Linked DNA regions of Mus musculus: region 1 is linked to region 2. The links are chromatin loops, found by intact Hi-C in ENCODE. Cell type or tissue: heart. All regions are shown on one strand. Links, peaks and the distances in the headings refer to the core of each region. The heading gives the core; the rest is flanking DNA. Region 1 overlaps Colgalt2 (collagen beta(1-O)galactosyltransferase 2). Region 2 holds the start of Tsen15 (tRNA splicing endonuclease subunit 15).

The links. Hi-C counts contacts between places; a loop is a spot of excess contacts. Peaks named below come from ENCODE experiments on the same cell type or tissue, not always from the same donor. Only the 100,000 strongest peaks of a DNase experiment are listed, where the experiment ranks them.
Region 1: it touches region 2 in a loop (7-fold over the local background); 6 of 42 quality-filtered maps call a loop at or near these places.

What each region holds. Positions count from the first base shown.
Region 1 is chr1:152,506,893-152,515,226 of GRCm38, reverse strand. Colgalt2 (collagen beta(1-O)galactosyltransferase 2) reads right to left here. Exons shown (of 12, transcript NM_177756.4): 11 at 8,228-8,334; 12 at 4,532-6,715. The coding sequence ends at 6,439. Among named protein-coding and RNA genes, the nearest start is that of Gm51749, 29 kb to the left of the region's middle. In heart, for the core only: a CTCF peak has its summit at 3,769; DNase peaks (open chromatin) are centred at 726 and 3,806; H3K27ac peaks cover 515 bases.
Region 2 is chr1:152,382,900-152,391,233 of GRCm38, reverse strand. It overlaps Tsen15 (tRNA splicing endonuclease subunit 15), which reads left to right and starts at 4,552. Exons shown (of 5, transcript NM_025677.3): 1 at 4,552-4,775; 2 at 7,454-7,535; 3 at 7,837-7,972. The coding sequence starts at 4,650. In heart, for the core only: a CTCF peak has its summit at 4,568; a DNase peak (open chromatin) is centred at 4,593; H3K4me3 peaks cover 1,201 bases; H3K27ac peaks cover 740 bases.

The DNA.
Region 1 (8,334 bases), core at 222-8,221, 120 kb before region 2:
TGCATCATAGGTCCAGGCCTGTGCCCAAGTGAGTGCTAGGACATCATCTCACACAAGAGATGACTGAAGCGCTTTCTGAAGTGCTTTCATGGCTTCTTCCGAAAAATCAAGGTGCCGGATTTGAAATGGAAGCAATCCTAAATGATAGTTTTCTCTCAGACATCCATGATCCTCATTTATATGACAGCAGACAGCCAAGCCTTCAACAGACTCTTATCTGAGAATGTACACTACGGTATGTCTATTTGATAACTTTTTGAATAATTAGTATATCAGATATATCAGAGAGAGGGAGAGAGAGAGCTAGAGCTATCAGACATTTTGTTGGGGCTGTAGTTTGCAGTTTGTGTTGTGCGGGGGGGGGGGGGGGGGGGGGAGAGCGCAGATCGGACTGCTGGGAAGACAGGCTCCCTGGTCGCTTACTACCTTAGGCAAGTTCTATACTTAGCATTGCCTTAGCTGAGAAGCGGTAACTGACAGGCACTCCTATCCCTCGAGGTTTATTCAGAGTGAGAGAGCGTGCACAAAAAGCTCTTCATTTGAGTGCAGTCTCAGCTGGCTGCAGTCTTCCTTCAGGCCCAGGGCAAGGGAGCCCCAACATTCTTGGCTGGGGGAGCAGCCCCCATTCCAGACGGGAAAATCACAGGGGTAGAGCTTCCATGTGTGGAACAGCACCCTGGAAAAATCTTAGCCTGCTGCTGCTGCTGTCTGACTCACGGAGTTGGAGCACATCTGGGGCTCTGGCAGCTTGTTTCTTGTCTGTGATCCAGAGAGACTCATGAAGACAGGCATGTGGGCTCTGCGCAGCCTCCCTGGCCAGCCTTCAGGCTTTGCAAGTGAGGACCTTTGACAGGCGAGCTGAGCCCTGTGCTGGAGTGTCCCTCTGAGGGCCCCCACCTTCCTGGATGCCCTCTGCATCTGCAGACCTGTAGGGAGAACCTTGCTCACTCCTGGGTCCTCTTCTGTGAGAATAATCTCTGCCTCTTTCTGTAGGAAGGGGCTTTGGCGCCAAAGGCATTCGCATGCCTGAATCCAGGTTACTCCTGTCCCACCATTTCATCACAGGCCTAAGCTCACCTCAGCTTCCCACTGTGGTAGGATTAAGGATAAAGTGGTCAATTTAAAGACTAGGCTGGTACCACTACCATTAAACCTGCCTTCTGCCACTGGTTTCCACTTGCTTGCTTTCCTGTCCAGTCTCTGCACCAAGATCACTACCTCCAAGCATGGCCTGGCACTCTCTTTTCTCCTCTTGTCCTGTCGTTCTGTCTCAGAGATCCCTCTGGCATGAGGACTTTGCTGTGCAGGCTCCCACTTTCCTCTCCACTCATGGGTAGTCCCTCCCCTCAAATCCGCTTGGTTTCCTCCTGCATGGCCAGGTTGAACAATCATACAATCCTCTTCAAGTCTTCACACTACCATGCTGGTTTAGAATAGCAGTTCAAACCTTGCTGCTCACACCAGCAGCACTCTGGCGAGTCAGCTGCAGTCTGCATGCATGCCCGTTCCACACGTCTGGTTCCCCATCTTCACTGACAACTTATAAGAAACAGAAAGCTGTCCACTGCAGCCCAAAGGGCATCTTTCTTCCAGGATCGTGATTCTGGACAGCGCTGGGCTGGGGACTGTGCAGAGGAGCTCTCTTAAGGTCCCCAGGGGCTTCTAAGCAGATGCCCTTCAGACCTTGGAAGTGTTCCCACATGGCCTTTGACTTCCACACCCATTTCAGGGGAAACTAAGCTGAAGAAACTAGGGCGGGGTCTAAGAACAAATGTAGATTATTCAAAAAGTCCAGAGAATTGATTCTTAGATGATTCTTCGTTCCACCTTCCTGCCCTTCTCAGGTCAGGGGAAGGATGGCTCCAGGTTTGAGCAGGAGCAGCATCATTGGTGTGGTAGAGGCAGCCCACGTGAGACCATTTTAATTATGAACATGCGCAGTGGGAGAAAGAAAGCAAACACACACACGGACAAAGATACACACACACACACACACACATGGATGGAGAAGGGGGGCAGGAGAGAATTTATAGTAAATTCATAGGGCAGAGAGGAAGTCAGCCTCCTGTCTCCCCAAATTTGAATGGCATAGCTCACCATTGACCCTTAGGTCCCACCCAGTGTCTAACACTTCCATCAACATTTCTTCCTAAACACTAAAGCAAGTTCATCTTTTCCTGTCCTTGTCATGAGAGGAGGTGCCATTTTCCGTGCAGTCTTTGGTAGCATGATTACTAAAGCCACCACCGTTCTCCAAGCAGGCAAACAGAAAACCCTAGGCTTTTCTTCCTTGCCTCAGCTGCCCTGTGCTGAGGGGTCTGTCACCTGAGGTTCACAGAGGACCCTACGAGTCCTTTCACCTTCCGGCTTCATCTCTCAGCCACACTTAGGAGAATGTCCCTGAGGCAGCAGGTTGTTTCTGGAGAAAAGAGCCCTGCGAAACTCTGTATGACCATACCGACAAACTCCAGGGCTGCCTGTCCTCTGGTGTAAGTCATTCCATTTCGTCTTCTCAAGACCTCTGCCTCATTTCAGCTTTATTTTGATTGATATCAGTCAAGGCAATCGATCGCTTGTGGATCATTCCCTTCCCCTCCTTGGTTGGAAAGAGTATCTCAAACACACTGTGGTGTCATTGTGTCCTGCCCCCTGCGGGGGTGCGTGGGCACAGCTGGCATGTCTGCCACTCAGAGGAGTCAAGACAAAGACAGGATGGTGGTCCACAGCCCATGGCTTTCCAGAAGGAGAAACAGCAGAGTCTGGGATGAATGTTGTGGTTCCTGGTCTCCTATGTACCAGGCACCATCTGCATACCGCTAGGAGTGAGGAACCAGGATTCTGGTCCACAGGAAGAGAAAACATGGAGTCCTGGATGGGCTGAACTCAGAGTGGGTGACTCAGAGTCTGATTCAGTGTGGGTGTCAAGAGAATATGGAGGACTTGGAAGAGAAAATGCCCTCTCTTGTAAATTTGGGCATGGCTCTTTACGATGAAGGCCTCCCCTGCAGCAATCCTTGATGAAGAGACGATCCTTGCTTATTCATACGGCTTTGTTTGCTGGAGGATGTGAAGGCATACACTGTGGAAAGCCTCCTGGGATGTCATCCTTACTCACTTGTTCCAACCGTAAAGAGAAATAGTAAGATCAACAGGTTTGTGCCCGAATGGGAACCTTTCTGGCTTCAGGCACCAATCTTATCCCAGAAGCATCTTCACTGTCTGTCCAGACAGGAACCAAACCTAGAATCCTAGACTTCCTCCCCAAACAGCAGCCTCTGTCTTCACAATCAGTATGTAAGCAAGTCAGCTTGTCGGCATTACCTCTGTCCAGTTCCATCATTGGACCCAACACTCCCACCCATCCTCCCATTAACGCTGGATGGTCTTTCACAGGCCCTCCTTCCACTGTGCTGAAAAAGCAGCTCCAATCCTCTAGGATGCTAGAACCCACTTTCCCCCCTTTTAGTCTCTGAAATACAGCTACCTGCCTGTGTGGTTCCTAAATTGACTGGATTCCCACAAAGGTGGGCACCTGCCCTTGCCTCCTGAGAGTTTCCATTCCCCAAACAGGGCCTGAAACCAGGTCATGCTCACACATGGTTCTGGAGACTTGGGGCGGGGGCGGAGATTTGATTTGAAATACTAGAGTCATTCTCCCTACCATTTTATCTTTGAATGGTTAGATAGACCACGTGTTAGCACAACAGTGAGCACTCTGCCTTGAACATATGGCATACCCTCAATTTCCTCTAGGGGGACACTTCTGCCTTGAACATATGGCATACCCTCAACTTCCTCTAGGGGGACTCTTCTGCCTTGAACATATGGTATAATCCCTGCCAGCTTGCATAATGCTACTCATCTGCCCACAGCAGCTCCCACAGCATGGGCAGGGCAGTAGCTGCCCTGTCTCATTTGCCTTGGGATCCCATGACAGTTCCGGATGCTCTCTGGTTTTCAACACTGATGCAGATGTGGCAGTCCTGGTAGTGTTGGTCAGTGGCAAGGGTTTGAAGAGCCAAGCAGCAAGCATAATTTAGGAATTTAGAACATTTGCTTTTATTTATATGGAGAGCTCCAGAAGGCAGCTGGTCTCTTCCCTATGCTGAAACAGTACAGCAAGACAGACCAGGGTATGTGGATGCCCACTCCTTCAAGTGCCCAAGGGATGCCAAGGATGAGTCTTCTGCAGACTGCAGGGGGCAGCCCACAGGGCAGTGCTTACACTATCAAGGTCAGGCTTTTCCCTCAGAAGATCACAGTTTGGATCCTGAGAGGAATCTGCATGGGCTTCAGCCTCTCAGGCACCAAGAGCGGGCTCCAGGGCCAGAGACAGAGCTCTGTACCGAAGGCCTCAAGTGTCACTCACCGCAATGGCCAGTGTCTAAGTTGAAGAGCAGAAGGGAGGCTTGGCAAGCTATCTGGATTGCTAAAAAGATGGCTTTTTAAAGTGCTAGATTCGCAGTTCGTAATAGTTCACAAGAATATTACAAGGGACTCAAATCTGAGCAGGCAGAAACACAGGCTGGGCTAGACTAACAGAACCAGAACTTTATTCACAGTTAGAAAAGGTCCTAATCTAGAATTCAAACTTTGAAATCCAATGTCTTTTAAGAATGAAAATTCTTAAATCCGTCAGACCAGCTGACAGGGCAAACGGGAGAAAGTTACCCATTAAGACAGCAACAGAAACGAAAACAACAAAAACAACAACAACACAAAACATAACTCAGTCTCCCTTCACTTCCAGTGCCCCAGCCACCTCCCACTCCTATAAAATACACAGTTAAAGCCAGGCATTCTTGCACACATTCAAATCACAAACAAAATACCGAACACCCAAGGAGACCTTAGGAACCACTTAGGGTTCCTCATGAGCTCCTTAATGCTCTTCTCTTTTTCTCTAGATGAGAAGACACAAGCTGGGGCTGGATAAGCCTGGTTTCTCAGCTTCAGTCAAGAAGCCTGAATCATACCCAGGAAGGAAGGGTGGCTGAGGTGAAGCACCACAAGCACTCTCAACAGCTGGCTGGGAATCCTGACACTGTGTGTGACACAGTCCAGCATTGCACCTGACATTAAATTACCTATGAAGAATTAGGAAAAAGTTTTAGGGGACTTTTTTGGAGAAAGGTGTCTAATTAGGATTTTTGGCTCTGAGAGCTGTGGATCGTTGACTTAAATCTATTGTCTAGGCCAGTGTCTTATATATCCACTGGAGAATAAGTTACTCCTAACTGGTTAGCTTCTCACCAGCGGTCTTCCCTGCAAAAGCCAAGCTGGGAAATTCAGGCAATTCAGATGCGCAGACTCACGTGTCAATACTGACATTGCCCAGTGTGCAGTGAGAGTCTGAGACATCTGTTCCTCTGCTTGCTTCACCCTACAGACGATGGTTTTTCCACTTTGGTAAAATAAATAATTCAGAATATAATGAAAATCCAAAACGAGGACAAGTGTGAGGCTGAAATGTATTCTGACCCTCAACAGTGACTTATTAAACTCATCAACAGTGACTTATTACACTCACACCTGCAGTTCCTCCCCAGGCGAAGGGGTGACATATAAGGTGTGAGGTTCTGGGTCACCCCATCCCTCACAACCTGTATATATTACAGTTTTTTATAAATAGACATATTGGACTTAAGCCACAATACAAATGCCAAGGGTTTAGATCTTTCCCCCATAAATATCTAAATATTATAGCCACATGGCACCTAGACATTTTGATGAACACTCTAGCTGCCATGATGGTCAAGAGCCCATGTCGCTACCCAAGCCAGTTACGTACTCCATTGGATAATAACCACTGAGCCATCGCTCCAGCTCTCACTCCATGGGATAATAAAGCCAAGAAGAAAACATCCACTTTGCAACAAACTCATGACAGAGCTCCTTTGAATAAAAGCCCAATTAATGGTTTGGTTTCCCCATTCCCAGACACTTGTTACATAGTACAGTTTTCAAGGTCACATCAATTAGATGAATAAATGTAGTCTAGATGGCTTGATGATTTCAGGGTCACATCTGCCACATAAAATGGACCACTTAGATTAGTAAACAAGGTCCACTGGCTTGTCTGTGTTGACTGCTCACTTACTGATGTGACAGCTTGGGGTGCCATTTCTTGGATGAGAATATGAGCCATGTTGCCACACCAGTGTGGCTAACCGCATTCTCTAGCTAGTGAGCAGAACTGGGCATTTGGACTGAAGTTTAACCTAGATATTCCAGTAATGGCTTCCTAGGGAATTTGGTTTTTAATTTCTCTGTTCTTCACTATACAAATGATATAATTTTGATGAGTCACATCAAACCACTTGATTAGATGACTGCCATCTCTACAAAACAAAACCCCAAACTGGAGCAAACAGATGAGTAGCCCTTTAGAAAATCCAGACAGTGATGAACCTTGCAGACCACACACCCAGGAAGCTTTCAGAGTTCGTCTCTTGAAGGCACAGTGTCCAGGGAAGTTGGCGGTGGAAGTGCTTCCGTGTTCTTGGCGGTGCTGCGGATGTGTCCTTGCTTCCGGGATTTCCAGGAGTGTGTCCTGTCCCAGTCAGTGGCCACTGTCTCATTGTCCCAGATGGTTGACGTTTCTGTGTCGCTCAGATAGCCTGGCTGGCCTGTGTAGTGCGTAGGGTAGATGAGCAGAGGCTCTGCGGAGAAGGCTTTCAAGTCCCTGGACTCATAATACTCCTTGTACTCAGCCCTGTAAACAAGAGGTGCACAGCCACATGAGGGGCGGAAAGAAGTCTCAGGGAATGGGGAAGGCAGAGAGCCCTGCTTGTCATCTCTGAAACTGCCTGGGTACATTTCTTGCTTTTGTAAAGTTCTATCGATTGTGGAGAACCTTAGACTACAAACACAAAAAGGATTTCTTTAAAGTGTTGAGAAGGTCTGTAGAGACAAGCAAAACCGGTTGCGGTTGGGTAGAACAGTTTAGTGAAAGAGCTTCAAGTCTTACTCTGAAAGGTAAGACATCAACTCTATTGGACTCACAGCGATAAATAAACATGACCAATTCTCAATCAGTGTTCCATTCCTGTTTCCACTGATAAAGAAATGAGGACATCTGAGACCTGGAGAGCCACAATGGGGTAAGGGACATGGAGAAGGTTTGGAGGCATGCTAGCTGGCCATCGCACCCCAGTTCTTGCTTGCTGCCCTGGCTCTATGCAGTTGTAAAACTAGAGGGACATCTTTGCTTCCTCCAAGGGTTCCTTGAAAGTTACGTGAAGGATATCTATACAGTATCTTTGTCCACAGGAGAATTAAGTGCTATGTTCCTTTCTGTTTCAGGAGATAGTGGCTTGACTCTATATCTCTGTCAGTATACAGAGGTAACGCATATTGTGTAAAAGATGGCAGATAGCTCCATCTTTACTGGTGACAAGATAAAATGATCAAGCTGTATCGTGGGGACCTCAACAGCTAAAAGGAAGGTCCGAGTTGGAGATCACTTAGCAACTGAGAGAAGGGATCAAGGTCAGAACCTGGCCTCCTGCTCCACTCATGATTTTAGGACACATTGCTTCAGCAGCTATTACAAATACTCTAAGGGTCTAAGAGATGTGTGGCTATTTCTGCCTCTAAGAATTTATAGCCCACTGTGAGGACTAACAGGTAACTGCCATTTACTAGACCCTTTGATAAGTATCGGGTCAGTCAGCAGGGCCTTGGGCATTGAGTACTGTATTCCTCCTTTCTTGGATATCTGGCTCAGATGCCATCTTCTCTTCCCCTGAATTTCTTGCCACCTCCATGACTATGAGTGAGCGTCATGAGACATCATGATGATTTGTTCACGGGTCTGTGTTATCTCCCTGGGTTTGAATACTAAGAGGATGTGTACTCTACTACCTAGTGCTACACACATGGGGTGAGCAGAGTGAAGCTAGAATAAATCTAGGGTGGCCTAAGAAAGATGACCTTTAGCTTCAGTTATGTGAAGTTAGAAAGTCAGAAGAACATAGACAAGTAGATTCTGAGCAGACCATTATCCTGTGCACTGAGTAATGAAGAGGATGTTAGACAAGGCAGTTACCTCCTCTGTCTCATCCTTTCTGTCCATTCAAAGATCTACTAAACTTTTCCAGGTTATAATTATGAAAGGATTCTTTAGGAAACCCATACAACTATAAAAACACCAAGTTCCACCCAGGAGGCTAAGTTTGTGAACAGTATGTGACCAAGGGACAGGTGGCCATGGAAGGAGACTTACACAGGATGCTTGTTGTACATGATTGGCAGAAACTCATCCACTGGCAACATCTTCCCAAAGGGATCGGCTCCGACAAGCTTCTGTGCTCCTTCCAGGGAAATGGCGTA
Region 2 (8,334 bases), core at 317-8,316:
CCCTGGGCCAAACATACACAAACCATCACATTCCATTCCCTGGCCCCCATAGGCTTGTTCAAACATATGAATCTAGGGCCATACATAAACATAGCATAATGCAGAATACATTTAGCCCAACTTCAAAGGTCCCCATGGTCTATAGCAGTCTCAACAATGTCAAAAGTCCAAAGTTCAAAGTCTCATCTGATCACTTAACTGTAATCCACAGAGCAAGACAGGAAATCAGCTGGGCAAACTCCAAACTCTGCATCTCCATGTCTGATTTCAAGGAGGTCTTCAGATCTCCAATTCCTTTTTATCTTTGTTGACTGCAACAAGCTTCTTTCTCCTGGTCTGGTTCCAGTCCCTATCAACAGCTTTCCTCAGGAGATATCCTATGTCTCTGCTATCTCAAAAATCTTGGGGTCTCCAGGGCAACTTCAATGTTACAGCTTCTTGTTTCAGTGTCTGAGATCCACACATGATCTTCTGGGCTGGCATCACTTCTCCAGCTCTGCCCTCTGTAGCACTCTAAGCTCAGGTTGACTCCACTTGACTGCTGCTGCTGTTCTTGGTGATCATCCCATGGTACTGGCATCTCTAATACACTGGGGTCTTCCTCTGCAATTAGGCTTCACCAATATCATAGGCTCTTTTCATGGTGCCAAGCCACAAATCTTTTGCATGATCCCTTCAGTCCTGGGTCATCAACTGCAATTGACGCTGTACCTTCACCAATGGCCTTTCATGACCTCTCACAATGCCAAACCTCAGTTGTTCTTCATGACCCCTTCAATGCCTTCAAACCCAGTATCAACTGGGTGACTCTTATATATTACCAAGCACAGCTGCACCATGAGGTACAACCTTGGCTACCTCTGGAACACAGTTCCTTTGTGCTCTCAGAAAACACTTCCAAGAAGATTTCACCTCAGTGATGCTGATCTCTTCTTAATCAACACTAATTTCTTAGCTCCAGCTAACCTGCATCAATTGTCCCAATAGTCTCCTTCTCCTCTTGACTATAAAGACTTACAGGTTCAGAGGTGCAGTCCATTATCGTCAAGTCAGGGGAATGGCAGTGTCCAGGCAGGCATGGTGCAGGCAATGCTAAGAGTTCAACATTTTCATCTGAAGGCTGCAGAATACTGACCCCCAGGTAGTTAGGGTGAGGGTCTTAAGTCTTCACCCTTAGTGACACACCTACTCCACAAGGCCACACCTTCTAATACTGCTACTCCCTGAACCAAGCATAAACAAACCATCACACTTTCCAAATATTTTCTAGAAGAATTAGTATCTCACCTACTCTTGAAACAAGAGAATGGGGAGTCGTATGGCTTGTGTGCAAAACATAAATTACAACACACATATATAGATATAATAAAAAAGCTAATGAATAAAAGGCTACATAAAATATGTAGCTCTAAAATGCTACATATTTTAAAACTTGGAGTTAGTGTCTTACACAATGCTATGCAAAAGGCCTTCTTTTTCTTCAACACACTTTGAATCACAATTTAGTGTGGGCTTTTTCTCTTGAGACTAACTGAATTAATGTATCTCTGCATAGATATCACTGATTTTCTTGTAGGAATACAATGGTCTGGGTAAAATATCAGCCTGGGAAATCAATGCTGCAAGTGCCAGGTTACAGAGAATAGGCTTACACATAGTATTCAGGAGGGAAACAGTGTTCACTGCTTCTTGCTTACCCAGCTTTCCCCTTCTATGCCCTTCAGTACTCTACTCTAATGAATTATTGAAGCATTTACAAATGGAAAATTCCTGCAGCCTATCAGAGCTGAAACTCTACCCTGCTGTCTGGTAGATTTCACTCTAAGCTTGCCACAAGAGTCCTTCTGATTCTGTGCTTTAAATGCAAGGTTCTCTGAGAGGCATGAATCCTTTGTGTTTATTCTTAGCCATTCCCAGCCAGCAAGACCTACTTTAAAATCTTCATTCTCTAATCCAGCAGAAAATAAATTCCATTTTTTGTTCACCTCTTAAATAGACAGTGGCATTAAAAGTCAGAAGCACTTTATATAAAGTGTGCATATGTCATTATTTTTCTACACAATAGAATTTAATCTACCTATAAAACGTTTCTACTGCTTTCATTACCCTTTCAGGGCTCTCTCCCCCCTCCACTCTTCTGGTTATCCTTTACCCTCCCCCACTTTTTAAAAGATTTATCTTATATATATGAGTACACTGTAGCTGTCTTCAGACACAACAGAAAAGGCATCAGATCTTATTACAGATGGTTGTGAGCCACCATGTTGTTGCTAGGGATTGAACACAGGACCTCTGGAAGAAAAGTCAGTGTTGAGCACCCCTCCAGCCCTTGCTCTACCTTGTTAAGGTAGAGGCAGATGCTCACAGCCAACCACTGGACTGAGCACAGAGACCCCAATGGAGGAGTTAGAGAAAGGACTGAAGGAGCTGAAGGGGTTTGCAACCCCATAGGAAGAACAACAATATCAACCAACTAGACACCCCCCCCCCAACCAGAGCTTCCAAGAACTAAACCACAAACCAAAGAGTACACATGGAGGGACCCATGACTGCATATGTAGCAGAGAATAGCCTTGTCTGGCATCAATGGGAAGAGAGGCCCTTAGTCCTGTGAAGCCTTGATGCCCCAGTATAGGGGAATGCCATTGCAAGGAGTCGAGAGTGGATGGGTAATCCTCATAGAAGCAGTGGGAGCGGGATGGGATAGGAGGGGAAACCAGTAAAGGGGATAACAGTTGAAATATAAAATAAATAAAATAGCCAATCAAAAGAAAAAAGAAAAAAAAAAAAAGAAAATCTTCCCTTGCAGATGTTGGAGTGTTGTTCACATAGAATCTACTCTCAGATCTCCCTCCTGAGTTCCAGGATCTCCATTCTCAGTTTAGCAACCAAATGCTATTAACTCTTTGACCGATTTAAGCTCTAGGAGCCAGAGAGGAGAGTTTCTTCATTTCTGATCTCTTGAATTAGTGTCAGTGTTTGCTGCTTCAGGGAGCCTCCTAATTTTAGTAGTATTTGCTTTTGGGAGAATGTGTCAACAGCTGTTTTATGGAGGCAAAAATAATGATTTCATATGAATCTTTGTAGGTGGAGTTTGCTCGTAGTTAGTTTTCTGATATATTTAAGGTTTTCTCTTTTTCTTTTCTTCAACAATGGGAACTCATGTCTCGTTTAATTGGTACTTTTTTTATCATTTTGTAATGGCAAATTTATTTCATTGAAATTGTGAAAAAAATTGGCCATCATTTCTTCAGTGTTTTCTACCTCCTTCTCCTATTAGTTCACTAACATGGGGCAACTCCTTAAGGCGTTGTTCATTCTCTGCGTGTTCGTTTACTGTGACAGGTTTTGATCTATAGTCCAGGCTGATCTAGAACTCACTCTGTAGACTCAGCTGGGCTCAACATCACAATCCTCCCATTTCAGCCTCCTGAATACTGAGATCATGATCATTCACCACTAAGCCTGGCACTTTGCCCCCTGCCACCCTCACACTTATGAAAATAACATCTCACTCTTTGTTCATCTGTAGTGATTTCTCTTGATCTATCTGCAACTTCACCTGCTCTTCCCCCCAAATTCCATTTTGGTTGTCAAAAATCACCCACTGGAAATCTTTATTTCCAAAACTGTAATCTTGAACTACAGAATACCTATTTGGATTTTAAAAAAAATTTTCATTTTTGAGATTTGACCCTTGAGATTTCCATCCATTAAAAATATGGTTTGTTGTATTTCATTGCTGATGGATGTAATGGTCTCATCAAAGTTTTGTTTCAACACAAGATTCTTTTTTTTTTTTTTTTTTTTTTTTTTTTGGTTTTTCGAGACAGGATTTCTCTGTGAAGCCCTGGCTGTTCTGGAACTCTCTCTGTAGACCAGGCTGGCCTCGAATTCAGAAATCCACCTGCCTCTGCCTCCCAAGTGCTGGGATTAAAGGCGTGGGCCACCACTGCCTGGTTCAACACAAGATTCTTAATCTACTGCGTTTTGAATCACAAGTTTTCTTTTGCCTGGTACTTTTTTAATTTTGGAAGCCTTTTTGGTCTTGGTTAATATAGTGGCTTTGTAACCACTCCTCTTAATACCAGGAACCTCCACTGGCTCCTTTCTTACTCAGGGTAAATCCAAACCCACTTGCCATGTCCTACCCATCAGTCTGAAGGGTCACATCTTTGGCTTTTTAAGTCATTTGTTTACGTTAGTTCTCAGTACCCGTTCAACACTTCATGTTTTTTTCTAATCTTGAAAGATGGACTTGCTTTACAACTGTGTTTTAATTTTAAACTTCGACAGCAGGGCATTGAATGGGGTCTTTTTCTGCTCCCAGGAATTGAAGGCAAAGACGGGTTAAGAATCCTTCATTTCTCAAGCTAGAGAGCACGGGTTTATGAAGGGCTGAAGAATTCTGAATTCAGGTTATTAGTTAACTTTCTCTACCCTACAACCTGCCCAGACTGGAGGTGGTGAAGAGGGAAGGTGGAGGGGGCGGAGCTCATCCGCGCTGGTGCCGGTCCCTAGTCAGAGGGCGTGGCCCGGCCAACTCTCCGCCCAGTGTGCGCGGCGGGAAGCGGAACTCCCGCGCGCTGGACCGTCTGCTTCTGGCCGAGCGGGGTTTGCGGTGCACCACGGCTTTCTGCGCGGGCGGCATGGAGGAGCGCAGCGATTCCAAACCTACCCCGGGATGTAGCGGGCCTGGCCCGGCTCCCGTTCGCGATGGCGGCGGCGCCCACACATGGGCTCCGGAGGACGCCTGGATGGGCACACACCCTAAGGTCAGGAGGCGCGAGGCCAGCAGGGCGCCGACCCGGCCCTCGGCACCGCGCTCCCTCTCCGGCCCGCGTCTCGGCGGAGGACGCACGCCAGCCTCGCGGCGTGGGGTAGGGGGGGACCCCCGAGTGCAAGGCCACTGGTCGCCCGCAGTGTCATTTTTGTTTGTTTATATGAGTTATATAGTATAGATTAACACCATTCCTGTCATGCTGCCAAGGCCACTCTTAACCCAGAGGCCGCTGATGAGCCCTCCATTAATACCTGTTTTCCTAACTATGTAGTCCTTTCTGAGATGGGCTGAGTCCACAGCTAACCGATCAGAAACAGTTTGTGGACTACGGCTGAGATCTAGGAGTCCGCAAATAATGTATTTAGGCACAGTCGTATTACACTTAGCCTTAGGCCCAAAGTGTGCATCTTGATTCTGTATGGGGACAGAATCCTAATTTTTCTTCTTTCTTGGAAAGCTTGAGTAAGTTCTTGTACAGGCCAGAGAACTATTGACATTGTATTTTCTGTGTTGGCCTCAAGGAAAATAAGGATAACCTTCTGCTTGCTTCTGCTTGGGAAATTGATAACTTTGTATCCGTTAAGCCACAAGCAGTCTGCTGATAATGAATGAAGGCTGTACAGAGACCTCCAGGACTGGTTCATTAATAAAATGGCAACTCCCCCCTTTGAGAGTTATTGAGTCGGATAAGTGTGTTAAAACAATCAAGGAAAGCGAATATTTGTAAATACAAATCTTAAAAAAGGAACCTTTCAGCACTTCATGAAGCTTGGTGGGTTTTTTTATTTTTTGTTTTTGTTTGTTTGTTTTGGTTTTGGTTTTTCGAGACAGGGTTTCTCTGTATAGCCCTGGCTGTCCTGGAACTCACCTTGTAGACCAGGGTGGTCTAGAACTCAGAAATCCGCCTGCCTCTGCCTCCCGAGTGCTGGGATTAAAGGTGTGAGCCATCACGCCCATCTATGCTTGGTGTTTTCTTTGATTTCCCATCATCGACTCCATAAACAATAGCGTGGGAATGTCACTAGTTACCATAACGACAGGGGAGGATGTAGAGAGAAACAGAGAAGACATCAACAGTGACTAGGAACATGGAGGCCAGTTCAGACTTCCCAAGTTTGAATCTTATTTCTGTTTCAAAGTTGGTAAACTTTGACTTGTTTGACTTCATCGCAGTTCTGTTTCAATTTTTTGACGTGTCTCGGTATATTTACCTCTCTTCATTAAAAAATAGGGATAATGGTAGTACTTAACCTCATAGGGTAATGTTTATAAGGTGTCTGACATAAAAAGTACTATATAAGTATTAGTAACCCATTGAAACTCCATCTAGGTTTGATGTTGCCTCTAGACAGTTTTCTTACTTGCAGATTCTTTTCCCATTGAACTTAATGGCTGTATAAACCACCAAATCTTCCTGATTTTTTTTTTTTCTTCCAGGAACAACAAATTAGACCTTGTAGCCTAACACAAAGTGATGTCTCAGTACCACTGTCAAGCACTTTTTGAGATCTGGGGCACGTAAAGTCCTTCTTTTGAACCTGCACATTTATCATGCAGCCAATTAGGTCTGCCCTCTCAAGGTTCTGGAATATCTGATCAGCCATACCTGCCCCACTGTGTGTGGATGCCCAGGGCCTTACCACACCTGCCCCACTGTGTGGATGCCCAGGGCCTTACCACACCTGCCCCACTGTGTGGATGCCCAGGGCCAGGGCCTTACCACACCTGCCCCACTGTGTGTGGATGCCCAGGGCCTCCCTGCAGGGGTAGATTCCTGGGATTTTCCTATTACAGCTAGCAAGTCTGAAAGAAGTAATTTGCTTCTTTAAAGCTCAAATAACTCCCACTCAAGAGCAGGAGGTGTTCAGAATTTAGCAGATTTTTTTCTATATGCAAATTAGATGCCAGAGAAATTGAGGCATCCCATAACGTAGCCCAATGAAAATCTAAATTTTTTTCTGCTCCTGGTGGCAATGATTCTTTATAGACTTGACTTTCTGTAGCTTATTCTTGGTTGCCATAATTTCTCCCACTGGACCATTGCGCTTCTCCATACACTCAAGTCCTGCAAGGCTGACTGCATCTATTCTGTCATGAAAAGATCACCAGTTCATGCCCTGAGAATACTTCCTCTGACCTAGTCTGTTATTGTTTTATAACTCATGCTTTTAATAATTGTCATTTACCTACCAGCTTTAAGTATAGCTAGTCCTCCAGAATGGAGGATTTGCTAAATAATTTTTAATTGAAAACATTTGAAAAAAATATCCTTTACATTGTACATGTGCAGACTTTTATTATTATTTCTAAACATTATGTAGCACTTAAAATAACCTATAGATGGTTTAAAGACTACACAGATTATATATAAATATTCTTGCATTTTATATAAGGGACCTGAATATCCTTAGATTTTGGTGATTGATAAGATAGTGTTTTTCTTGCATGAAGGGAGACTGCATGGATGTATTTAACAATTGTAGATTTCTTTTTTTAGAGGCAGAGATAAGACCTTACATTCTTTTAACTTCCATTATATCCAGAAGATGGTTTATGTCCATATATGTATATATATTTTATATGCATATATTTAGTGAATATTTGTTAAATGAAAGAAAATATTGAGCCATTATTTTCTTCTCTATTTAACAATTCCGTTTTGATTTTCAGTATTTAGAAATGATGGAATTAGATATAGGAGATGCCACCCAAGTTTATATAGCATTCTTGGTTTACCTGGATCTCATGGAGAGTAAGTTGCTTGTTTATATTGGTTTGCTATTGGGGTGTGGGAGGTTGGGGCATTGGGTTGTTATGTAGGGTTGTTCACATATAATAAGCAAACATCTTTTCATTTATTATTAATTTTGCCAGTTAATTTTACATTTCTTTATTGATTTACATTGGGACTTACTAGGTCATGGAAAAGATTAGAAAAACAAAGAGAGGAGGTAATATTACGAGTGCAGTTTGTTCAGCTGAGTATTAGAAGTTTAGAATGCTTATCTTTGCTTTTGAATGAGTGCATATGTCCATTCTTGATGCTCTTTCAGGTAAAAGTTGGCATGAAGTAAACTGTGTAGGAATACCAGAACTACAACTCATCTGCCTCCTTGGCACTGAGATCGAAGGGGAAGGGCTGCAGACGGTGGTGCCTACACCCATTTCTGCTTCCCTCAGCCATAATAGGTGAGCGAGGACTTTTGTCCTAGTTTAAAAGATCCTTGCCTGTTAGACTCTTTGTGGATTTTCTTTCTTTCTTGTTTTTTTCTTCACTTTTATAAGTTCTTTTTATATTTTTGTCAATAATCTTTCATTGGTTGTATGTTCCAGTTTTTAAATCCACCCCGTGACATTTTTAAGGTACGCTTTAACAAGTAACATCATAATTTGAGTATAACCCCATGCACCCATCCTTTCTTTCATGATCACCATTGTTGTGCCTAGCTTAAGGTGTATTTCCTGCTTGGCATTCTAAGTAAAGGTTTTTAATTTCTAAAAGGTAGCAGGAGATCCTGTGTTTGAAAAATGACAGAGGAGGAAAAGGGCTT